2 separate regions of the Homo sapiens genome follow, and region 2 is linked to region 1. The links are chromatin loops, found by intact Hi-C in ENCODE. Cell type or tissue: CD14-positive monocyte. All regions are shown on one strand. Each heading gives the region's core, and the rest is flanking DNA. Links, peaks and the distances in the headings are about the cores only. Region 1 overlaps ATP8B1 (ATPase phospholipid transporting 8B1). Region 2 overlaps ATP8B1 (ATPase phospholipid transporting 8B1).

Region 1 (12,696 bases), core at 2,346-10,345:
GCAGGACATTTTATCAAGGCTTTTAATTTTTTTTTTAATTTTTACAAATGGAATGCTTCATGAATTTGTGTGTCATCCTTGTGCAAAGGCCATGCTAATCTTCTCTATATCATTCCAATTTTAGTATATGTGCTGCCGAAGCAAGCACATGTCCAGGATTTTTTTTTTTTATCTTGGTAGAGAAAAAATTAAGAGATTCAGTGTCTGTTATAATCTTTCCCTTCCCAAATGTTGATGTTATTATATAATGCATGAATTTTGCCATTTATGTAGGATGCTAGCATTAGAACCATTTAATAAGGCAAATCTGATGGGAGTGTAACATGAATATATGAATACTTTCAGCCCCGGGTTCTCCAATGCACAATTACACATTGTTGGTAAACAACCTGAGACTATTTTAGGCTGGCTGGTGTAATGTGTCTCTTATTGGCAAGATATACACTGGATATTGTGGCAGAGGTGTCAGATGTAAAGACAATTTCTATTTCTTAAAAAAACAAACACCATAAACAAAACCACTTTATCATTCTGAAAAATTCCACATTTACTCACTATGCAAAGATACCAACTCTAAGTTGCCTTGTTCATATTATATTCTAAATTCCAGAGTTTGGGGTTTGTGACATCTTTCAGGAGATCTGAAAAAGGCAGTAATGGATACACCCCAGGCTGCTTTGCTCTGAGCAGCTGGTAGAGTAAAATATTTAATATCTCTCTCACTACTAGGGTGACATTTTCCTGTGGCCTGAGACAGTAGGTTACGAGTTAGGTATTTCCCTTGCTATTAATGATTCAACACACGAAAGTAAATTTGAGCCCCGGCGTGGGCTGTAGTAACTTCTCAGCTGTCCCTGAAGTGTCAATTTGGTGATGTGTTTCTTCTCCTAGTATTTAATTATCTCACATAAGAAAAACAACAGCTAATATTTACTGAGCCTTCCTTTGGGTCAAGCCCTATTCCAGAGCTTTCCATATATTGAATCATTTTATCCTCACAGCAGCTGTAAAAGGCAGCTGCTATTGTTTTTACTCATTTTACAGATGATAAACTGAGGAACAGCAATATTACTTCATAATATATATATATATATATTTTTTTGTTAGACAGAGTCTCACTCTGTCACCCAAGCTGGAGTGCAGTGGTGTGATCTTGGCATACTGCAACCTCCGCCTCCCAGGTTCAAGCAATTCTCCTGCCTCAGCCTCCTGAGTAGCTGGGATTACAGGCATGTGCCACCATGCCTGGCTAAGTTTTGTATTTTTAGTAGAGACGGGGTTTTACCACGTTGACCAGACTGGTCTCGAACTCTTGACTTCAAATGATCCACCTGCCTCAGGCTCCCAAAGTGCTAGGATTACAGGCATGAGCCCCTGTGCCAGGCTGAAACTGATTCTTAAAAGAAAAAAATTGTAATGCACAAAAAGAACAAGTAAATGCTAAATATTCCTGTTTAACCAAAGAAGAAATATGCCTCCTCAAGTCCAATGCAAATGGAGTGGCCCTGACTCATAAAACATTATAGTTTTCTATAACATTTTCACTTTATTAAATATTCAGATGTATCTTTTTTTTTTTCTTTTCTTTCTTTCTTTTTTTTTTTTTTTTTGAGACAGAGTCTTGTTCTGTCTGTAGCCCAGGGTGGTATGTAGTGGCATGATCTCAGCTCACTGCAACCTCCGCCTCCCAGGTTCAAGCAATTCTCCTGCCTCAGCCTCCCAAGTAGCTGGGACTACAGAAGTGCACCACCAAGCCCAGCTAATTTTTGTATTTTTAGTAGAGATGGGGTTTCACCATGTTGACCAGGCTGGTCATGAACTCCTGACCTTAGGTGATCTGCCCGCCTCAGCCTCCCAAAGCGCTGGGATTACAGGCGTGAGCCACTGTGCCCGGCCTGTATTTCATTTTTTAAAATAATCTCCTCTTAACTGTCTATGAAAAGATTATTTAATATCTGAGTTTTCAAGATGGAGCCAATGGCTGCATAAAGCATGTGTTCCCTTCAGAGCCTGTGTTGGTGATTAGTACACATGTGCTTTACACAGTGGTGACCTCATGTTAATACATTGGTTTATGTGAAGGAGAGTTTTTGTTGTGTTGTTGTTGCCTTGTTTTAATTTAGAAAGATTTCAAACACATGTAGAAATAGTAAAATGAACCCCCTTGTTCATGGCCAAGGCCAATGTTGTTTTTATCTATAGATCTGTCCACTTCCTCTCTTTCCATATTATTTCCAAGTAAGCTCAGCCAATGCATCTTTTCATTCAACCTGGTTTTGAAATGTGGTTTGTTTCACTTGTTCATACCATGATCAAGGTGGTTTGCTGAGTATACTTTGAGGAAAGCAAAAATCTGTATCCAAGTAGTTATATTACTGGTTCTCTCTTCCCTTGTTGACACAAGAGAGATCTTTTTTTTCTTTAATCGGGGTTTTTTAAGCACTCTACTCTCTTATCTTGAAGTTATTGTCATCTAGAAAATATAGAATGTCTTAAATAATTACAGTTCTGTGGAACCTTACCCTGGGGGCCGGAGACAGTGTGATTGAGGAGAAAGGATGCAGGATTTGGATTCAAATGCTAAGATCTGGTTCTGGTTCCTCTACATCTTGTCATTTCTGAGAACCTGGATACAGCCTTGAACTCTGAGCTTGATTCTACATTTGGTAGTTCTTTATGAAAGTTCTACTGTGTGTTACATGCTGTTCTGGGCAATGGAGCTATTGCAGAGAATAAAATGAAAATAATCTACTTTTCAATGATGTTTTAGAGATAAGTATGTTAATGGTATCTGAAAAGCTTTTGCAAGCTGTGAAGTGCAATTATAAAAGTTTTTATTGTTTTCCTACTCTGTTTTTCACTTGAAAACTTCAGTTCCCTGATGTTTCAGGTTTACGATGGTTAATAATAAACTAAACTAAGCTTTATCGAAGGGGGAAATATAAGAATTATATCTGTGTGTGTTACTGAATTTCTGATGAAATGAATCACTGGAATGCCTCACTCAGTGGATATCTGGGGCCACATACTGTGCATGCTACTAAGGGCTTTACATGGGATCAAGATTAAGCTTCACAAGGACCCTGTAAGGTAACCATTATCTTCATGTTATAAATGGAGAAGTAGGAGCTTACTAAGAATATTTTTCCCAAGCTTCTGCAGGTAGCAGGCCTTAGAGCTGGGATTTCATCCCCTATCTGTCTAACCTCAGACAGGAGCCCTTAACCATTTCTTGATTCTGCCCCACTTGAGAAATAAGAGGAATAGGCCATGATCTTGCACCTTTAGATTATCATTTATTATTATTATTATTATCATTATTATTATTATTATTTGAGACAGGGTCTCACTCTATTGCCCAGGCTGGAGTGCCGTGGTGCAGTCATGGCTCACTGCAACCTCTGCTTCCTGGGCTCAAACGATCCTCCCACCTCAGCCTCTCAAGTAGCTGGGACCACAGGCACGCACCATAATTCCCAGCTAATTTTTGTATTTTTTTGTAGAGATAGGGTTTCGCCATGTTGCCCAGGCTGGTCTTGAACTCCTGAGCTCAAGCAATCTGCCCACCTCGGCCCTCCAAAGTGCTGGGATTATAGGCATGAGCCACCATGCCTTGCCTGCACCTTTGGATTTTTACTCTGTTAGAAACAAAAACAACCACAATACAAGCCATAATGCAAAGAATGGTTCAGGCAGTAAGTTGTTAAAGTACAAATGATAAAGACATTACATCGGGATTTGAGGACCTGGAAAAGGAATGAAGCTGCCTAGCTGCCCTTGTGAGTGTACTTGTGAGGGAGCAGAAGGTGGCTGGAGCTAGGGTGGGGCCTGCAATGGGCACAGTCAGAGCAGATAGAGCCTCTCCAAGTTCTAACGCATATGTGAAAATCTAGTAATTTCTATAATGAAGCACAACAGAAATGTCTATCAACAGATTTTGAAGATAATCTGGAAGCCTTGTAGATCCCCATTTGACCTATGGAAGCTGTTTCTTGAGAGTCATTGATTCTGATTTCAGAGTATGGTGAGTGTAATTGTATTTTGTGTTTGGTCCAGACAGCAAAATAAATTCCCTTTTTTTTTTTTTCAAGACAGCATCTTGGCTTACTGCAACCTCTGCCTCTCAGGATCAAGTGATACTCCTCCCTCAGCTGCCCAAGTAACTGGGACTACAGCTACACCACCATGCCCTGCTAAATTTAGTATATATATATATATTTTGTACAGCTGTGGTTTCACCATACTGCCCAGCCTGGTCTCCTGAGCTCATGTGATCCTCCTGCCTCAGCCTCCCAAAGTACTGGGTTACAGGTGTGAGCCACAAGCCTAGCCCAACATTCCTTATTGATAGCCTAAATTACTAATGTTTAAGCCATAACAAGCATTGATAAGATTTATTTTCTTATTCTATTTTATTTTTTGAGATAGTCTTGCTCTGTTACCCAGGCTGGGGTCCAGTGGCACAGTCTCTCCTCACTGCAACCTCTGCCTCCTGGGCTCAAGCAATTCTTGTGCCTCGGAATCCCAAGTGGCTGGGATTATAGCAGGTGTGCGCCACCACGCCCGGCTAATTTTCTGTATTTTTACTAGAGACAGAGTTTCACCATGTTGGCCAGGCTGGTCTCGAAGTCCTGGTCTCAAGCGATCCACCCGCCTTGGCCTCCCAAAGTGTTCAGATTACAGGCATGAGCCACCGTGCCCAGCCAAACATTGATAATATTTAAATACTCATGTGACACATGCAAACATGCACAAAGTTAGCTGTCATGGTTAGTGCAACATTGTTTTCTGTACCTGAGGTTTAAGCTTTGGAAAACTAAGACACAAATTCACTGTAGACACGTCTGTTAAGATGAAGGAGGAAAAGAGTAGGTTGGACTCTGAGGATGGGTAGGGCAATAGCCAGAATGAGCCTAGGAACTGATATATAAGGCAGGCCTAGCTGCGGAGCACTTGGAGGTGACCGTTTTGTGGCCCAAACACCAGCTTTTGCTCTTGAGTGTAGCTCAGTTTTTCATTGATGAATATTGTAGAAGAGCCTATGTCACAACTCCGAAATATTTGAAAGGATGGCATCATGTAAATCCAGAGCACAGTCTATTCAGAGCACTTTTAAAACATGCTTTGAAAATATTTTAATTAGCTCCAGATATCTAATAGTAAAGTTCAAATCCATGTGACATTTAAAGGCTTTTCAGTAATTTTCTTTGAGTTGTGCAGTGTGCAGGTACTCTTGATTTATTTCTGATTGCTGATTTAGGGACTATTTAAACCCCTAGTTTATTCTTTTTCTTTTTTTGAGATGGAATCTCACTCTGTTGCCCAGGCTAAAGTGCAGTGGCACAGTCTCGGCTCACTGCAACCTCCACCTCCCAGGTTCAAGCGATTTTTGTACTTCAGCCTTCTGAGTAGCTGGGATTACAGGCTCACGCCACCATGCCTGGATAATTTTCATATTCTTGGTAGAGACGGGGATTCATGATGTTGGCCAGGCTGGTCTCAAATTCCTGACCTCAAGTGATCCACCAAACTTGGCCTCCCAAAGTGCTGGGATTACAGGTGTGAGCCACTGCACCCGGCACTAAACCCCTAGTTTATCCTTAATGCTCTTCTCTCTATTCTTACACTAATTCCATTTTTTTCCTTTCTTTTTAAAAAGAGCTCTCGGAAGTTAGGATCAAAGTGTTAAAATAGCAAGTTGAGGCCAGTTAGATTTGCTATTGTTGGGAATTTATCCCTGGCATGATTTATTGATGGACAGCTGAAGGTTTGCTCACAAGAGTGGAGATGGGGTGGGAAGGAGATTGGTTGCTGGAAGGGAGAGAATCCTCTAGACAATTCAGCCAGAGCCTGCTTCCTCCCTAGACCTACAGGGGACAATGACAGTGAGCTCTGTTTCCTAAATAATGGATCAATCTTCCTGACTCAACTCAGAGTTCTATAGGGTGTCTTCACCTAAATCAGGTTAATTCGGGGGTAAGTTTTCAGGTTGGTAACATGTTGAATATATAAGAGCTTATAATAACATTAATTGAGTAAAAGTTATAAATAGTATTATGATAACAAGAGAGTTAAAGAGGATTGTTTTCATTGGAGTCCAGTTGCATTCAAGAGAGTCATTTTCTCTTTATAGGAGATGCAGGTTGATTGAAGTCTAGGTCTATGGAGAAGGGGAATGTGGAAAAGCAAAAAATATGCAAACATTTTGATTGGCTTTACATTTTATTTTATGTCAGAATCATAAGTATATATATTCTCTGTACTACTTGCCTTTGTGGGGTAGGGGCTGGAGATGGGGTGAGCATTGCTCAATCAAACCCAAGCCCTCATCACCATGTGCTACTGCACCCATGAAAGTACACAGAGATTTTAAAGGGGAAGCAAACATTGATTGGGAGGAGAAAATATCACAGCAGAAAAAAGTTCTAGAATACATTATCATTTTTCCTGGGGCCATGCTTTTTTTAAGAGGTGGAGCAGAAAGCATCTTTAATGGGCACTTCTTTAAAACTCCAAAACATTTTGAAGATGTTTTAATACATGTTGGATACTTCTATAGGTGTACCTTTTCTCTTAAATGCAAATCAGACTAGATGTTTGCACAAGGCCTGCATGAGTCATCCCTAGTTCAGCAGCCTGGCCTTATTTGCATTAAACACCAGTTGCAGTTCCTTCTGATTATTCTCTGCAAATAACTGTTAAACCTGGGTAAGCTGCAAAATTAAATTAAATTAAACTTTAAAATAGCATGTTAACCTTTGGGTAATTAGAAGAGAGAAAAGAAAACATGGTCATTTAGTTCTTATTTATATAACTTGTTACAAAAGGTAACCACAGTTTTTCCTTTTGTGCACATAGTCTTGGCAAAGGTGGATTCAGAATTTAAAGACATTAAGTAACAAATTTGCAGTACCTGACTGTGGAGTCCTCTGTTTGTTGGAATTAAGGAATTTGAAAGGCCCTCTCCGATGTTAAAGCTACACATTCAAGCCATATATTAGTTAGCTGGGGCTGCTGTAACAAGGTACCACACACAGAGCAGCTTAAAGAACAGAAGCTTATTGTCTCACAAATCTGGAAGCCAGAAGTTCAAGATCAAGGTTTTGCACGGCCATCTTCCCTGTGAGGGTGCTGGGGAAGGATCTGTTTCAGGATTCTCTCCTAGTTTCTGGAAGTTCCTTGGCTTGTGGCAGCATGTCTCCAAGGGATTTTATTCTGGTTACCCCTTATATGTCCTTGGGCAAAGAACTTAACCTCTCAGTTACAGTTTCTTTATTTGTAGAATGGGGATAATAATTTGATCCTCAAACAAAGTAAGCTAATGCGAATACATAGTGGAGAGCCTGATGCATAGAACACATAGTTAGCTCTCTGTAAACGCACGCCACCATCATCCTAGGAAAACATGGGGAGTTTCAGAAGCCTTACATCAGAAGTCTTACCATGGGTGCTTAAACTGATCAGATTTGTAGGAGAAGCTTGGACACACTCCTTATATTTGACCTGTTCAAACTCTGAAAGCCAGAACAGATAGAATTGCTGACTGTTGGTAGGAAGCTCTGTAGATATTTCAAGCCAAATGCAAGTATTTCCAAGGGACCTATAAAATATTAACCATATGTTTGCAGTAGAATCTTGGTCCAAAACTTAGGATATGAACTCTGCTGCCTTGGAAGAGTTTGTAATCTAAGTTGAGTACTCTAAGCTGACTTGAAATACAGCATAAGAGACAGTGATTAAATATCTCAGACCCAGAATTTGTAAAGGTGTTAACCTTCAGATGGAATGAGAGGTAAGGCTCTGTCGACCAGTCTTAGATGTTCAGGAAACCATGATAGTATCTAGAAAAGATACCAAGTAAGTGCCCTAATCATACTTAATGTGCCAATCACCTTAGTGTCTGTTTAAGCTTTGGAACATGTTTACATATAAATATTTGGAAATTTGAGACAGATTTACAAATGAAAAGGAGCCATGTGGGAATTTTAAGAGCATCTGTTTGTATTTGCAGCTGAAGCCACAGCTTTGGATACAGATCACTAAGGAGAGCCACTGACTTTTCTTTCTTTCTCTTTTTTTTTTTTTTTTGAGATAGAGTTTTGCTCTTGTCACCCAGACTGGAGTGCAGTGGTGGGGTCTCAGCTCACTGCAACCTCCACCTCCCGGGTTCAAGCAATTCTCCTGCCTTAGCCTCCCAAGTAGCTGGGATTGCAGGTGCCTGCCACCACGCCTGGCTAATTTTTGTATTTTTAGTAGAGATGGGGTTTCACCATGTTGGCCAGGCTGGTCTTGAACTCCTGACCTTAGGTGATCCACCCACCTCGGCTTCCCAAAGTGCTGGGATTACAGGTATGAGCCACCACGCCCGGCCTGGGCCACTGACTTTTCAAGCTATCTTTGTCTCTGGCCCCTCTCCAAGGCACTCAAGGTCCATTGTCCTTAGTGCTAAGTAATGGTTGGGGATCTTTGCTGAGGATCAGCAAGGGCTCTTGGAGGAAATGGTGGACCCAGACTACATTTCATGCAGCTCACCATCCTTAGGAGGGAGATGGAATCTTCTGTTTACTAACACACCAGAAAGGTATAATACAAGGGACAAAATGTGGCAAGTTTCAACTCTTCTGCCTTGACATGCAAACCATCCCTTCTGAGCTCACTTCCATGCACCATGCACAGTGGATTCCATGAACCCACTTCCATGCTACCATTTTTGTTTTTGTAATCATTTGCAAAGAGACAGAATGATATTAAGAAAGTATCAGTGGCTGGGCACAGTGGTGGCTCACACCTACAATCCTAGCACTTTGGGAGGTCAAGGCAGGTGCAACACTTGAGGTCAGGAGTTTGAGACCAGGCTGGCCAATATGGTAAAACCCTGTCTCTACTAAAAATACAAAAATTAGCTGGGCTTGGTGACATAGACCTGTAATTCCAGCTACTCAGGAGGCTGAGGCAGGAGAGAATTGCCTGAACCAGGGAGGCGGAGGTTGTAGTGAGCAGAGATCACACCACTGCACTCCAGCCTGGGAGACAGAGTGAGACTCTGTCTCAAAAAAAAAAAAAAAAAAAAAAAAGTAAGCATCAGTGGGCATAATCCTAATGGCCTGATCCAACTTTTCTCCCCCTTTGAACAGCACCAGGACAAATCGTAAGAGATTTGGGGACAAACAGACCTGGTTGAAACCTCAATATGTGACCCTGGAGAAGTATGCCACCTAACCTCTTCAAGCCCACAAAATGAGGATAAGCCCTTCCTTTTGTGTGTGCTGTAAAAATTGCATGAAATGTACCCAGTATATGAGCAATTGCTCAGCAGTGTTTGGATATAGGGAGTGGATAGCTATTATTAATTGCAGATTATTTTGGAAGGAAAAACACACAGAGAATTATGTATCTTTCAGTGCAAATGTTAGTTCTAAAAACAATCATATTATTTACAAAGCTGCAGTTATAGAACACAATTCTGATTTCTGCCTCACCCCCACGGTTAATACTGTAAAACATTTCCTACGTTTCATCTGATAGTGTTATTAAAAATAGCTGTTATTTTTAATAGCTATACTAAAACATAAAAATGTTTAGGTCAGGCGTGGTGGCTCATGCATATCATCCCAACACCTTGGGAGGTTGAGGTGGGAGGATTGCTTGAGGCCAGGAGTTTGGGATCAGCCTGGGCAATGTAGTGAAACCTCGTCTTTACAAAAATTTTCTCAAAATATTAGCCAGTTGTGGTGTCATTTGCCTGTGGTCCCAGCTACTTGGGAGGCTGAGGTGGGAGGATCACTGAAGCCCAGGAGGTTGAGGCTGCAGTGAGTCATGATCATGCCACTTAACTCCAGCCTGGATGACAGTGCAAGGCCCTGCGTCAGAAAAAAAAAAAAAAAATTGTAAAACCATGAGATCTTGTTGGACACTCATGTGGTTTCCATTCCTGCTTTTTATAACTAATGACGCCAATCAAAAATTTTGTGGCCAGGTGCAGTGGCTCACTCTTGTAATCCCAGCACTTTGGGAGGCTGAGGCAGGCAGATCGCCTGAGGTCAGGAGTTCAAGACCAGCCTTGCCAACATGGTGAAACCCTGTCTTTACTATAAATACAAAAATTACTCGAGCATGGTGGTGCATGCCTATAATCCCAGCTACTTGGGAAGCTGAGGCAGGAGAATTGCTTGAGCCCGGGAGGCGGAGGTTGCAGTGAGCCGAGATCTCCCCACTGCACTACAGCCTGGGTGACAGAGCAAGACACTGTCTCAAAAAAAAAAAAATTTGTTTCAGTAAGAGTCCTTTCATTGAAGTATTCCTGTTGGAAAAGGCTCTGTAAATGAGGTGATTGCTTCAAATATATCTTTAGTGTTTTGGGTACATAAAGCGTGGCCATCAGTAATACATATACTAATTTCAAGGCCAGCAGCAAGGTGGGTGAGGATTCATTCATCTCCACTGCTGACATTGAAAACATTGAATAGTGTCAACTGAATAGGCATAAAATGGTGTCTATGTTTTCATCAACTTGTCATTCTTTGATTGCTAGTAAGAGTAATCTTTTATTGTATCATTTTATGTGTTTATTATTTCTATTTACTTATCTGCCTCTTCTACTGCCTTTTCATTCAAATAAGCCATTCCTAGTGAGTCTGGATGGGGAATATAAGTTGTCTCTCTGTAGATCAAAAGTTTCAAAGTTTATATTTTGTTCCAGAAAGCTATGATGTTTTGTATGTCTTTCGGGAGTGCAGTCTTTGTATTAATAGCTTGGTGACTCTTCTAACATTAAAATTAATTCAGCTTGACAGACTTATTTTACCCTGAAGGGTTTGCTTCCAGGTAGCTGTCAATTATAAAGCTCCTATGACTTTGTATTATTTAAACATGAATATAACTTTAAAGCCTAATTATAGAGTCAATAGTAATGGGGTAAAAATGAGGCCATTGTCCCTAACAACTAAGGATGACGCTTGAACGTAAAAATAACCAGGGTTTTCTCCTGGTAACTTTCATTATTTACTATAAAAGTACATTGTGGATTGAGGCCGAGTCTCCAAAATAAACATCTGGGGAAATGACAGCATTCTTATCCTATGGGAACCAGCCCCAGTCTTTTATTTACTTTTTTTTTCCTTCATTTTCTAGACAAAAGAATGGCAGCCCCACCCTGCCTTCATTTTAAGCACATTTTTCTGGCTGCCACCACCCTAGTTCAGGCCTGTATTTCTTTCTTTTTTTTTTTTTTTTTTGAGACAGTCTCACTCTGTCACCCAGGCTGGAGTGGTGCCATCTTGGCTCACTGCAACCTCTACCTCCCGGGTTCAAGCGATTCTCCTGCCTCAGCCTCCCAAGTAGCTGGGACTACAGGCACACACCACCATGCCTGGCTAATTTTTGTATTTTTAGTAGAGATGGGGTTTCACTGTCTTGGCCAGGCTGGTCTCAAACTCCGGACCTCAGGCAGTCAGCCCACCTTGGCCTCTCAAAATGTTAGGATTACAGGTGTGAGCCACCGCGTTCGGCCCAGGCCTGTATTTCTTCTTGCTGTGGCTAGATTCATGCACTGAGTGTTGTTGCTGAGTGTGATGGTGGAGGTAATAAGGTAGAACCACTTGGTGTTCCAGGTGAAGAAACTGTGACAAGGAGATGCTGTTTCCAGGGTGACTTTTGAACAGTCTCCCTCCCAGGCTCTCACCTTCCCAGTCACCCTTCCCCCTGTCAGATGAGTGCTGTGCAGATCAGATTTCTTTCCTTTGCAGACACCTTCCATGGGCCCTCTAACTCCCTGGAATAAAGCCTTCTCAAGGCTGCATGAGCTGCCTTACTTTTGGAGGTGACTCCAAAACTACCTTTCCCCAGCTCTGCTCTTTCCCCCAGATCTCCCACCTGCGCCGGTGCTGGGCCTTTCCATTGCATTTTCCTGCCTCTGAGGTTTTTTTAGTTCCTTAATATCTCTCTCCCACCCACCCCAAGTTCTTGCTCACCTCTGTGACTCCCAGGTTGCCCAGCTCAAAAACCGTCTAGGAAATAATGATTGCTCTCACTTCACTCTTCAGCGGCATACATTGGGAAGCATTTTACATTTTAGAATTCACTGGTGTAGGATAGATCTGCCTGTAGACCTCAAAGTTTGATATTTTTTGCTTGTCAAATTCTTCCTTTGCTTAGGGTTTTCTTGTGACTAATGATGTTGTTAGTAGGTGTGGGGAAGGGAGGGAAGTAGGTGATGTTGGGAGTGGAGAGCAGGCTCTGATGCTTCCTGGGCAGAGCTTGAATTCCAATCTGAATCTACGATGCGTTCACTGTACCACAGAGAGCACAGAGCTGGGATATGTGTGGAAAGGGCCTGAATAGCTAGGAGCTAAATCACCCTGGGCAAGCTTTGAAACCACCTCAGTTTTTTCATTAGTAAGAAGGTAATGACATTGCCTGGCGACATGCCTCAGCATAATTCCATGACAATTGCATGAGACAATCTGTATGAAAAATCCTTTGTCCTGGAAGGGGCTGCCTTTTATGGATAAGAAGAAATATAATATTACTAGGAAATGCTGTGAGCCCATGGCAATGCTGGACTAAGAAATCCTTTGAACCTTAGCCAGGGGAATGAAAAAGCTGCTCATCTCTGAAATGTCAAGGTTTTGAGATTTCCCCTGTACCTTTTCTAATGACCGCATTGAAGTTGTACAGAATGAAACAAGAACCAGTCTG
Region 2 (12,696 bases), core at 4,671-12,670, 82 kb after region 1:
AAAGAATTTAAAAAGGGATGGCAATATGCTCAGATACAGCATTAAAATAATCAGGATGTAAATGTATATTCAGCTTGATAGAAACAATTTCAGATACAGACATTTTAAAAGGCACTGGAGGGAATGATAAAATGTCAACACCTGTTGTTTCTCCTGTGGATGGTGGGATTATGGGAATTTTCCCTCATTCTCCACCAATGTTTCTTTTTTAGTTTATATTACTGTTTATAAGTCAAGATAAAACAAAGAAGTTTTAATCTTGGCATAACCCTTCCAAGTCAATGACTCGTTTTCCTGGGGATGTTTTGGGCTTTGCAGCCCATCTGACCCCCACAGGAGCCTCAGCAGAGGCCTCAACAATGAGCTCTGCATTTGTTTTTACAGCTTTTCTGGGATTTCTCTCGCTTCCTTGTTAGGTCAGCTCAACTACCAGGCAGCCTCTCCCGATGAAGGTGCCCTGGTAAACGCTGCCAGGAACTTTGGCTTTGCCTTCCTCGCCAGGACCCAGAACACCATCACCATCAGTGAACTGGGCACTGAAAGGACTTACAATGTTCTTGCCATTTTGGACTTCAACAGTGACCGGAAGCGAATGTCTATCATTGGTAAGTCCCCCTCAGAGTCTGTCTATGAATCGCTCATTTAGATGTTGCTTGTGCCCATTGTATTGAGTGGCATCAGGATAAAGCAGCCAGTGAAAGAGCTACTTGGCTCCTGGGAGATTTCTGCAGCTTTACTGAAACTGGTATTGTTGGCTGGGCGTGGTGGCTCACGCCTGTAATCCCAGCACTTTGGGAGGCCGAGGCGGGTGGATCACGAGGTCAGGAGATCGAGACCATCCTGGCTAACACGGTGAAACCCCGTCTCTACTAAAAATACAAAAAAAATTAGCCGGGCGTGGTGGCTGGCACCTGTAGTCCCAGCCACTCGGGAGGCTGAGACAGGAGAATGGCGTGAACCCGGGAGGCAGAGCTTGCAGTGAGCCGACATCGCGCCACTGCATTCCAGCCTGGGCGATAAAGCAAGACTCCGTCTCAAAAAAAAAAAAAAAAGAAACTGGTATTGTTTTCTTCATTCTTCACTGTGTTCCCTACTCAAAGGGGTAGCCACAGTATCTCTGAATCTTGCAAATGCTGCTGACGTTCTTTTTTAATCCCTCTCTTTTTTTTCTTTTCTTTTCTTTTTTTTTTTTTTTTTGAGATGGAGTCTTGCTCCGTCACCCAGGAGTGCAGTGGTGCGATCTCAGGTCACTGCAACCTCCGCCTCCCAGGTTCAAGCGAGTCTCCTGCCTCAGCCTCCTGAGTAGCTGGGATTACAGCTGCTGACATTCTTTAACCACGTGGGCTGCCAGATGCTGAATCTGGGGCAGCAGGTGGAACATTTCTGAAGCAGCAGGTAGACATTTGTAGCAGTCTTTTATTTTAAACAACACATGCTCTTTTATTTTTTGAGCACCTCTGAGTGCTCTCTTCTGTACTTGATGGCAGGGAAGGGAGGACTCAGCAGGAAAAGATTTCTGAGAAAAGCAAAGCTATGCTTATGAATCAAAATCATATCTGCAATGCAGGCACATAACAGACCACCAAGTGAAGATGAAAATCACTTCCTACCACTGAACTGCTTTAAATTCGTAATTTGAAATAATCTCAAACTTATAGAAAAGTTACAAGAATGGTTTAAAGAGCCCTCATACTCTTCCATATCCACCAATTGTTAACATAATGAAATTTCATTTACATATCTCTATATATAGATCTAATATATATCTAATTATATATATGTAATTTCATTATATATACCTATATATATACACACATATATATGTACACACACATACATACAGGTTATTGTTTTCTGAACCATTTGAGAGTAAATTGCGTTAGAAGGAGCAAGATTACATGATAAAAAAAGAAAATAAAAATATAAAAAAGAGAATAAATTGCAGGCCTAATGTCCCTTTCCCCTAAATACTGTACTATATACCATAGTAGGTATTTCCTAAGAACAGAAGCACTCACTTATATATACAGTGCAATGTTCAGAACCAGAAAATTTAACACAGTACAATATTATCTAATCAATAGACTTTATCAGATTTTACCAGGGAGGTTCATTCTTTGTTTTTCTGGTCCAGGATCCAATCTAAGATCACAGGTTATATTAGGTGATCATGACTCTGAGTCAAGGACGGTTCAATCTCTTTTTGATCTTTCATCCATTGATATTTTTAAAAAGCACAGGCTGGTTATTTTATAGGCTATCCCTCCATTTGCGTTTGTCTGATGTTCCCTCATGATTAGAGCTAGGTTACACATTGTTGGCAGGAAGAGTCCGTAAGTGATGCTGTGCTTTTCTTTAAGTATCACATCAGAAGGTGTATACACACACACACATTTATATTTATATATATATACATATATTTATATATGTATATTTATATATACATGTATTTATATATGTGTGTATATATGTAGATATATGTATGTATATATGTGTATATACATGTTATATATATATATATATATATATATATATATATATATATATATATACTTTTTTTTTTTTTTTTTTTGAGACAGAGTTTCACTCTTGCTGCCCAGGCTGAAGTGCAATGGTGCTATCTCGGCTCACTGCAACCTCTACCTCCCTGGTTCAAGTGATTCTCCTGCCTCAGCCTTCTGAGTAGCTGGGATTACAGGCATGTGCCACCATGCCTGGTTAATTTTGTATTTTTAGTAGAAACAAGGTTTCTCCATGTTGGTCAGGCTGGTCTCCAACTGCCGACCTCAGGTGACTGGCCCGCCTTGGCCTCCCAGAGTGCTGGGATTACAGGCGTGAGCCACCCTGCCTAGCCAGAAGGTATATATTATTGGTTTGTCTCATTAATGGGGATGTTAACTTTGATCACTTGGTTAAGGTGGTATCTACAAGCCTTCTCCACTATGATTGAATTTTTAACCAATAAAAATATACAGGTTTAACTATTACACCCTCCTTAGGCACACTTACTGAACGCTTTCTGTGTCCCTTACACAGATCTAGACTGATTATCATGCTTGCCATCTACCTTGATTTAAAATCTGGTTAACAGTGAGGGATGTATTACAATTATTGCATTAATCAAAAAACCCAAAAAAAATGGTCATTAGGAGTGGTGTTGTGGTCGAAGTATTAAAAGCAGTAAGTGTTGTGAGTTCATAGGTGAGAAACTACCTGTTGGTTGGATGGAGAAAAAGTCTACAAAAGAAAGTAACTAGAACATGGCATAGCACATGGTAGGGAGTCAGTAAATATTTGTTGGAAGAATAACTGAGGTTATAAAAAACAGAGCTGACTGTGAAGGAATCTTTTTATATTTATTTCACTATTACATTCAATGTAGATAATGACTTACCAGTTTTGTTGAAGGCAACACTTTTCTAGAGGAACTGATGGTTTTAAGCTAACAGTGAATTATGAGATAGTAACATTTCAAATTAACTTTATAAATGTAGTTTTCTATTAAAAAATCAAACTTAGCTGGGTGTGGTAACTCACATCTGTAATCCCAGCATTTTGGGAGGCTGAGGCAGGAGGATTGCTTGAGCCCAGGAGTTCAAGACCAGCCTGGGTAACATAGTGAGACCTCCAATGTCTATAAAAATAAAAATTAGCCAGGCATGGTGGCATGCACCTGTAGTCCCAGCTACTCGGGAGGCTGAGATGGGAGGATTGCTTGAGCCTGGGGGGTCGAGGCTACAGTGAGCCGATACTGAACTGCTGCACTCCAGCCTGGACAACAGAGCAAGACCCTGTCTCAAAAAATATATATATAAAAAATCAAACTTTGTTGTGTTTATTTCCTTCTTTTACTACCAGTAAGAACCCCAGAAGGCAATATCAAGCTTTACTGTAAAGGTGCTGACACTGTTATTTATGAACGGTTACATCGAATGAATCCTACTAAGCAAGAAACACAGGATGCCCTGGATGTAAGTTTCACTTTTATTCTTTCTGCAAGGGATTCTGAACTTACTCTCTGATGCTGTCTGTTAAGTTTGCATGAAAGCTGTATGTTAACTGCTGACCCTCCCTTTGCTTTGCAATAGTTGGGGTGGAAAGAGCAGTAAAGTAGGAATACAGCCACCTGGGTCCCAGTTCTGCCCCTGCCACTGACTTCCTGGGATATCACCATGGTGCCCTCTCCCAGCATGTGGGTCTTCAAGGTCTATAGGACTGAGGCAGGGGAATGGCTTAGCTCTCTTCCAGTGGCCTTGAGCAAGCTACATAACCATACTAGGTTGTAGTCTTACTATGTGTGTGGTCCCCAAGACCTCCACTAACTTCAAGTTGTAGTGCAAAGGAAGGAAAGCATTCATATGTGACAGGATGACAGAGCTGACTATAGGTCACATCTTGTCTAGCCAAGATGGCAGAAGCGGTTCAACTGATTGAGTATTTGGTGTCTCATGCCTGTAGTCCCAGCACTTTGGGAGGCCAAGGCGGGTGTATCACCTGAGGTCAGGAGTTCAAGACCAGCCTGGCCAACGTGGTGAAACCCCGTCTCCACTAAAAATACAAAAAAATTAACTGGGTGTGGTGGTGGGCACCTGTAATCCCAGCTACTTGGGAAGCTGAGGCAGGAGAATCGCTTGAACCCCAGAGGGAGGGGGTAGAGTGAGCCGAGATCGTACCATTGCACTCCAGCCTGGGCGACAAGAGCAAAACTTGGTCAAAATAAAAAAGATGTGACTATAAAGTAATGAGATGTTTACTGGTTCATGTTGAAACTGTTTAAAATGTTTAAATCAGGCTGGGTGCAGTAGCTCACGCCTGTAATCCCAGTACTTTGGGAGGGTGAGGTGGCAGATCACGAGGTTAACAGATCGAGACCATCCTGGCCAACATGGTGAAACCCCGTCTCTACCAAAAATACAAAGATTAGCCAGATGCAGTGGCACCCGCCTGTAATCCCAGCTACTCAGGAGGCTGAGGCAGGAGAATGGCGTGAACCAGGGAGGCAGAGGTTGCAGTGAACCGAGATCGCACCACTGCACTCAAGCCTGGGCGATAGAGTGAGACTTCATCTCAAAAAAAAAAAAAAGAAAAAGAAAAAGAAAAAAAAAGAAAATGTTTGAATCGTTCATCATGGGAAAATTGCCAGATACTCTTTTCCATTAAAAGCTTTGACCTCAGCTTTAACAATGGCTTGTGTATTTTAGAATTGGTTTGAGGGAATAATGCTTAGTGGAGAGTTCATAGGTGATTGGACTTGTATCACAGTTTGTTGGAACAAGTTATAAAGTTGTCAGGTTCGTGCTTATGTCATTACACCCCAAGGCAGCTCCCTTGGTCTGATATTTTCCTAGTCATGAAGAGAAAAAGAGAAAATGAGAAAATGAGAAAGGTAATAGAAGATTTAGAAGAAAGGTAAGCTTTTCCCTTTGGAAACTGGAAGTGCAGTCCTGGACCCTATAGAAGTTTAGAAAAGCAAAGTCTATTATAAAGTGATGTTTAGGCTGGGTGCAGTGGCTCATGCCTGTAATCCCAGCACGCTGGGAGGCTGAGTTGGGCAGATCACATGAGCTCGTGAGTTCAAGACCAGCATGATGAAACCCCATCTCTACAAAAAAAAGTACAAAAATTACCAGGCGTGGTGGTGCACACCTGTAGTCCCAGCTACTTGGGAGGCTGAGGTGAGAGGATGGCTTCAGCCTGGAAGGCAGAGGTTGCAGTGAGCCGGGATTGCATCACTGCATCCCAGCCTGGATGATAAAGCCAGACCTTGTCTCAAAAAAAAAAAAAGTGACATTTAATCCCCTCTCTAAAGTGTATTTGTACAGAATCTGTCATGTTTAATGATCTCTTTTTAAATTCTGTTAGTATATTACTTCAAAGTAAAATTTCAGACTTGATCCTGAATTACATAAATTAACTATTCTTTGCATTGGTGGATTTATTTTTTTAAATAAAACAGATCTTTGCAAATGAAACTCTTAGAACCCTATGCCTTTGCTACAAGGAAATTGAAGAAAAAGAATTTACAGAATGGAATAAAAAGTTTATGGCTGCCAGTGTGGCCTCCACCAACCGGGACGAAGCTCTGGATAAAGTATATGAGGAGATTGAAAAAGACTTAATTGTGAGTTTTAGCCTTAATAACTTTTTCTTTGATATTCTAAGCAGAATTGAAATTTTTATTAAGTTTTATTGAATATTTGATCTCATGCTTAAGAGATAATTGTAACTTCAGCATTTGACACTGGCACAATGGAAGAAGGTTATTTCTTTTATTCACCAAAATAGGAGCAGAACAGAAGTTGCCATTATGAGAAACCAAAAGACAAAATACATTAGGAGAAGTTCTAATTTAATTCCATAATTTGTATATCACTTATTAAAATTTATTATAATTTTTAAACAATAACAAACCTGCATCTAATACTTATTACATTGGGGGAATTACCGAAACAATTCATATTCTGCAAAATCTTGAAATAAGAAAAATATATTGTTTCTAAAAGTTTTCCAAATTTAATACATAGTTTTTGTAGGGTTTAGATAAGTGGAAAATATTCAACAAATAGCTAGTATTGCAACTGGTTTACGGTTTATGTCAGTATAAAGCCACAAATACACAAGAAAAGTGTATTTTTAACATCCTTGATTTTGTACTTGCATTTTTGTCTTGGTAAATTAAATAGTTCATCCTTTAGGGAAAAAGTTTTTAGGTGTGTTGGTTTGCAGTAATTGTGAAACATGGCAGCCTTCCCTGTTAACACTGGCCATTGGCCCCAGGAGAGCAGCAACCAGGATGTATAATTAGCCCTTCTTTTTACAGGTTGGCAACCTGTAATTACAGAAAACTTTTGGTTTGTTTGCTAATTCCTTTTTTTTTTTTTTTTAATATACATTCTAGCTCCTGGGAGCTACAGCTATTGAAGACAAGCTACAGGATGGAGTTCCAGAAACCATTTCAAAACTTGCAAAAGCTGACATTAAGATCTGGGTGCTTACTGGAGACAAAAAGGGTAATTCATTGTGCAGGGAAGCATATCTGTTAATTCACAAATATTTATAGCTGCCGTTTCCTTTGCCCAAGATGACCTCCTCAGACTTTTCATCCTGTACAAACACTGTTTCTTTGGACGGAAGATGCTTTTTCTGAGAAACCCTCCTCTGTTTTTCCAGCACATTCTTCTGCATCCTTTCCTGATCCCCCTCAGTAGCAGTTTCTTCCTTATAATTTAGCTCCTGGCCATGTCTTGCTGATTATAATTGGTCTTATCTCTCCAGCCAGACGTGGGTTCCCGTCCTGAAAGGGCCATCCCTCTTGTCCCTCTGTCCTTCCAGTGCTTTGACATTTGGTGGGCACAGAGTAGAACAATACAAAGTACTGAACAATAACTTTGGTTTTCTTGCCAATTTTATTGCTTGGCAATAAAATTGTATACCTAAGGAAAGAACGATTTTAATTTTTTAACTTTAGAACTCAACAAGCACTTGTTTGGTATTGATACTTTACTTTGTAAGCCTTCCACAAGAAATCAAATAATGTCTCTTGCGCTGAAATCGTCAACGGGTTACACACTCTGCAAAGTTATGGGAAGCACAGCCCTGACCTTAAATAAATGCCAAATTGGGTGGTAATTTAAAAGGAAAAAAAATCTTCACGTAAGGGTTGGTGGAAATTATTATGCTTCCCTCTGCCCCCGCCCCCCGCCAATAACAGAGTAATTGAACCAGGAACTGAGAGTGTTTAGTAATTTAATGAACATTGGTTTACTAAATAACCAGTTTATATGTTTGATAATATAGCACATTTTATTATTGAAAACATTTCAAATTAGACTTTGACTTTCACTTGTTTTATTATGGAGAAAAGGATTTTTCTTCTGCATGTGATTCCTACAGATTGCTATAGAAAAATAGTGTGTTTGTGTGAATCTGGTTATGTTCATGAACTAAAAAATATCATTACTAGGTAAAATCAATTATTCAGTTCAACAGTAAGAATGAGCCTGGCAAACATGACAAAACCCCATCTCTAGAAAAAACACAAATTGTTTGGTGGCTTGGCAGCGAGTTGCGTAGTCCCAGCTACTTGGGGGCTGCGGGTGGTGCTGAGATGGGCAGATCACTTGAATCCTGGAGGTTGAGGCTGTAGTGAGCAGAGATTGTGCCACTGCACTCCAGCCTAGGCAGTGGGAGTGAGATGCTGTCTCAAAAAACAAAATAAAATAAAATAAAAACAGCAGGAATGACATTTGACTTAATTTTATTCTATTGTAGAAACTGCTGAAAATATAGGATTTGCTTGTGAACTTCTGACTGAAGACACCACCATCTGCTATGGGGAGGATATTAAGTGAGTAAAAGCCTGCAGTATGAAATTACGTAATAGCTCATCTTTGCAAATGCAAGACTGTCTGTAGAAGATAGCAGATATGAAGAAATAGGGGTTACGATGTGTCACTTGGGGCAGTTTCCTCATGTTTAAATGAGGCAAGACAACAACAGGCAGTTCCAAGTAATCAAGGTGCAGCCTAAATTTGAGCAGATTTTACTTTTAGGGAAACTTGGGGCCCTTCAGAGGCCATTTTTCTCCATTCCTTCTCAGCTCAGGCCAGGCGCAGTGGCTCATGCCTGTAATCCCAGCCCTTTGGGAGGCCGAGGCGGGTGGATCACCTGAAGTCAGGAGTTCTAGAGCAGCCTGGCCAACATGGTGAAACCCCGTCTCTACTAAAACTACAAAAATTAGCTGGGTGTGGTGCCCGGTGCCTGTTATCTCAGCTACTCGGGAGGCTGAGGCAGGAGAATCACTTGAACCCAGGAGGCAGAGGTTGCAGTGAGCCAAGATCACGCCACTGTACTCCAGCCTAGGTGACAAGAGTGAAACTCTGTCTCATTAAAAAAAAAAAAAAAACTCGGTTCACCTACTAAAAATTCCGTAAAAAGCCTGTAATATCGCTAGCAAATTAATATGAATTATAGTCCTATTTTGCTTTTTCTAGGAACTTTTACTTTTGAAAGGGAAATAGAAGAAAGGAAAAAAAAAACCCAAAACTTTTGCGGGAAGGAAATGTGTGGGTGGGTTACATCATGTAGGTCCCCTGTAATCTAGTCTAGGTGGGGCAGGCCTGATAATTCAAATGTTAGCATATGCTGAAACGTTTGTTAGCTTTGAATCAGAGTCGCAGCAGACCTGGAAATGTATGATGAAAAAGCCCTGTCTTGTTCTGAAGCTATAAATATGCTGCACACAGTTACTGTGATGTGTTTACTGATGGCCTGACAGTTCCTCAAGATTTTTCCCTACAGAGCTTCTCTCAGGCCAGCATGAGGTCAGATTAAACTGTTAACATACACATTTGCCAGGTGTGATAAAGTGATGAGGGAATTGATGGTCAATATTAGTCTTATTTCTAATGATGGTGATAAAGCATTTTCTAGTTGTTCTAGTATATTAGGTATTCCGTCAAATTAGACAAAATCAGTAGCCTTATGATCTAAATCAGTTCCATTTAGAACTGATTTAGTTTATGTGCCCAAATAGAGGTACATAAGCCATGCCCCTTTGTGCTTTTAGGTTTTAAAAAAGTAGCAACAGGCTGGGCACGGTGGCTCATGCTTGTAATACCAGCACATTGGGAGGCCGAGGCGGGTGGATCACGAGGTCAGGATTTTGAGAACAGCCTGACTGATATGATGAAACCCCGTCTCTACTAAAAATACAAAAATTAGCCAGGCATGGTGGCATGTGCCTGGAATCCCAGCTACTCGGGAGACTGAGGCAGGAGAATTGCTTGAACCTGGGAGGCAGAGGTTGCAGTGAGCCAAGATAGTGCCACTACACTCCTGCCTGGGTGACAGAGCAAGACTCCGTCTCAAAAAAAAAAAGTAGCAACAGACAAATAAATGCTTAATGCTTAATGAGTTTACTTTAGTAGTTTTGGGCTTCAAGTAATCTGATTAATTACTATATGGCTTTGTTTATTTTTTGTAGATGGGGCTGTAAAAAAATTTCTGGTCTCTCTTTTGAAAGTCTTAAAAATTGGTCCCGAAGCTAAAGTAAAAGATAAAATGTATGCAAGTAGCAAATGTTGTGACCATGCCCTTAGCTGAGTTTACCTTTATAGAGAGAGGAATCATCTTCCCAGGTGGCTCTTAAATTGATGATTCCTATAAAATGATTTGAATAGAAGGTATCTTCATTTTTTTTCTCTTACGGCCTTTCAATGATTTGTCTTAGTCACTCACTTTTAACTTGAAAATGAGAATTAAATTGATGTGGAAAAGGGATACTAGATACTTAATCCTCTAGTGCAGTGATTCTCCGTGGGGAGTGAGTTTGCCTTCCAGGGACCCTTTGGCACTGTCCAGAGACACTTGCTTGTTTCAGCTGCAGAGAAGTGCTCCTGGCTTCTAGTGGGTAGAGGCCAGGGATGTTGCTAAACATCCTCCAGTGCAAGGGATGGCCACACAAAATAAAGGATTATTAGGCCCAAGACATCAAGAGTGCAAAGGCTGAGAAGCCTTCTTTGGAAGGAGAAGAACAATGGCTTTTTGTATGTAATAGTAAGAGTCCTGAGCCAGAAGTTACAAGATAACTGAGTCCTCATTCTAGTTTTCCTATCAACCTGCAGCAGGCAAATCACATCACCTTCCTCTGGCTTGATTTCCTTATTTGTAACATGAAGAGATTGGACAAGATATTTAAGGTCCCTTCCACTCCAAAATTTCATGACTCATTTTTCTATCACATGAAAGTGTTACACGTAGCCTTGTCACATATATCATTTTAACACAAACATTTAATTTGTTGATATAAAGCACTGAGAATTTCTCAAACACAGATATAGTTTTGTTTATATGAAAATAAGTTTATTCCTAACAAACAATAGCCAGTATTCTAATTCAGATCAAGATTGCCTTTCCTTTTTTTTTTTTTTTTTTTTCTTAGAAAGACTCTGTCACCCAGGCTGGAGTGCAGTGGTGCAATCTTGGCTCATTGCAACCTCCGCCTCCTGGGTTCAAGTGATCCTCATGCCTCAGCCTCCCAAGTAACTGGGATTACAGGCACCGCCACCACGCCTGGGTAATTTTTGTATTTTTAGTAGAGACAGAGTTTCACTATGTTGGCCAGTCTGGCTGCGAACTCCTGACCTCGACTGATCTGCCCGTCTCAGCCTCCCAAAGTGCTGGGATTACAGGTGTGAGCCACAGTGCCTGGCCTAAGATTGCCTTTCTTCTGTTGCTGTGTATACATTTTCAACTGTATCTTCCTTTGACTGTCTTTGAAAAATGATGAATTACATGGTACCCCCATGGTGGATGAATCGAGACATAGTAAAATTACATGTCGCTCAGTTAAAAAAAAAAAAAAAAAAGGGCTGGCCAGGCGTGGTGGCTCATGCCTGTAATCCCAGCACTGTGGGGGGCTGAGGCGGGTGGATCATGAAGTCAAGAGATTGAGACCATCCTGGCCAACATGGTGAAACCCTGTCTCTACTAAAAATACAAAAATTAGCTGGGCATGGTGGTGCCCGTCTGTAGTCCCAGCTACTTGGGAGGCTGAGGTGGAAGAATAGCTTGAACCTAGGAGGTGGATGTTGCAGTGAGCTGAGATAACACCACTGCACTCCAGCCTGGTGACAGAGCGAGACTCTGCCTCAAAAAAAAAAAAAAAAAAAAAAAATGGGCAAAGCACTTTGAGTAGACATTTTTCCAAAGAGGACATGCAAATGGCTGATAAACATGTGAAAGGAGGCTCATCATCACTAATCATTAGGGGAAGATAAATCAAAACCAAAGCAAGATAACACCTCACACCCTTTAGGATGGCTACTATCAAAAACAAAACACAATAGAAAATAACAATCATTGTTGAAGGAACCTTTGTGTGTTGTTGATGAAATATATAAAATGGTGCAGCCACTATGCAAAACAGTATGGTGATGTTTCAAAAAATTTCAAAAAGGATTACCATATGATGCAACAATCCCACTTCTGGGTATATCCACAAAATAATTGAAAGCAGGATCTCAAAGAGATACATGCACACCCATGTTCACAGCAACACTGTTCACAGCAGCCAAGAGATGGACGCAACCCAGGTGCCCATCAGTGAGTGAATGGATAAACAGAATGTGGTGCTTCCACATAATGGAATATATTCAACTTTAAAAAGGAAGGAAATTATGACATATATTATATAGATGAACCTTGAAGACATTAAGCTAAGTGAAATAAACCAGTCACAGAAAGACAAATACTGTTTGATTTCACATATATGAGGTATCTAGAGTGCTCAAATTCATTCAAACAGAAAGTTAACTGGAAGTTACCAGGGACTGGAGGGCGAGTGAGGTGAGGTGTTATTGTTTAATAGGTATAGAGTTTCCGTTTTGCAAGATGAAAAAGTTCTAGAGATTGGTTGGATAACAATGTGACTATAGTTAACACTACTAAGTTGTACACTTAAAAATGGTCAAAGCCCGGGATATGGCAAAACCCTATTGCTACAAAAAATACAAAAATTAGCCAGGCGTGATAGCGTGTGCCTATAGTCCCAGCAACTCAGGAGGCTGAGGCAGGAGAATCACTTGAGGCTGGGAGGTCAAGGCTGCAGTGATCCATGATCATGCCACTGCTCTCCAGCCTGGGTGACAGAGTGAGACCCTCTCTCAAAAAAATTATAATGAAAATAAAATAAAG

Evidence for each region. Peaks named below come from ENCODE experiments on the same cell type or tissue, not always from the same donor. Only the 100,000 strongest peaks of a DNase experiment are listed, where the experiment ranks them.
Region 2: a loop joins it to region 1, with 1.8 times the contacts of the local background. A loop is called at or near these places in 3 of 110 quality-filtered maps.

What each region holds. Positions count from the first base shown.
Region 1 is chr18:57,742,846-57,755,541 of GRCh38, reverse strand. The region is part of intron 1 of ATP8B1 (ATPase phospholipid transporting 8B1); the gene reads left to right. It also overlaps the pseudogene RNU6-742P. Among named protein-coding and RNA genes, the nearest start is that of ATP8B1, 54 kb to the left of the region's middle. In CD14-positive monocyte, for the core only: no CTCF peak of the experiment used is centred there; DNase peaks (open chromatin) are centred at 6,331 and 6,621; H3K4me3 peaks cover 1,369 bases; H3K27ac peaks cover 2,724 bases.
Region 2 is chr18:57,662,743-57,675,438 of GRCh38, reverse strand. It overlaps ATP8B1 (ATPase phospholipid transporting 8B1), which reads left to right. Exons shown (of 28, transcript NM_001374385.1): 16 at 417-605; 17 at 3,859-3,971; 18 at 5,957-6,121; 19 at 6,899-7,010; 20 at 8,272-8,347. ATP8B1-AS1 (ATP8B1 antisense RNA 1) reads right to left here. Exons shown (of 3, transcript NR_164148.1): 3 at 6,156-7,433. Among named protein-coding and RNA genes, the nearest start is that of ATP8B1-AS1, 39 kb to the right of the region's middle. In CD14-positive monocyte, for the core only: no CTCF peak of the experiment used is centred there; DNase peaks (open chromatin) are centred at 8,438, 9,118, 9,628 and 10,698; H3K4me3 peaks cover 2,090 bases; H3K27ac peaks cover 4,696 bases.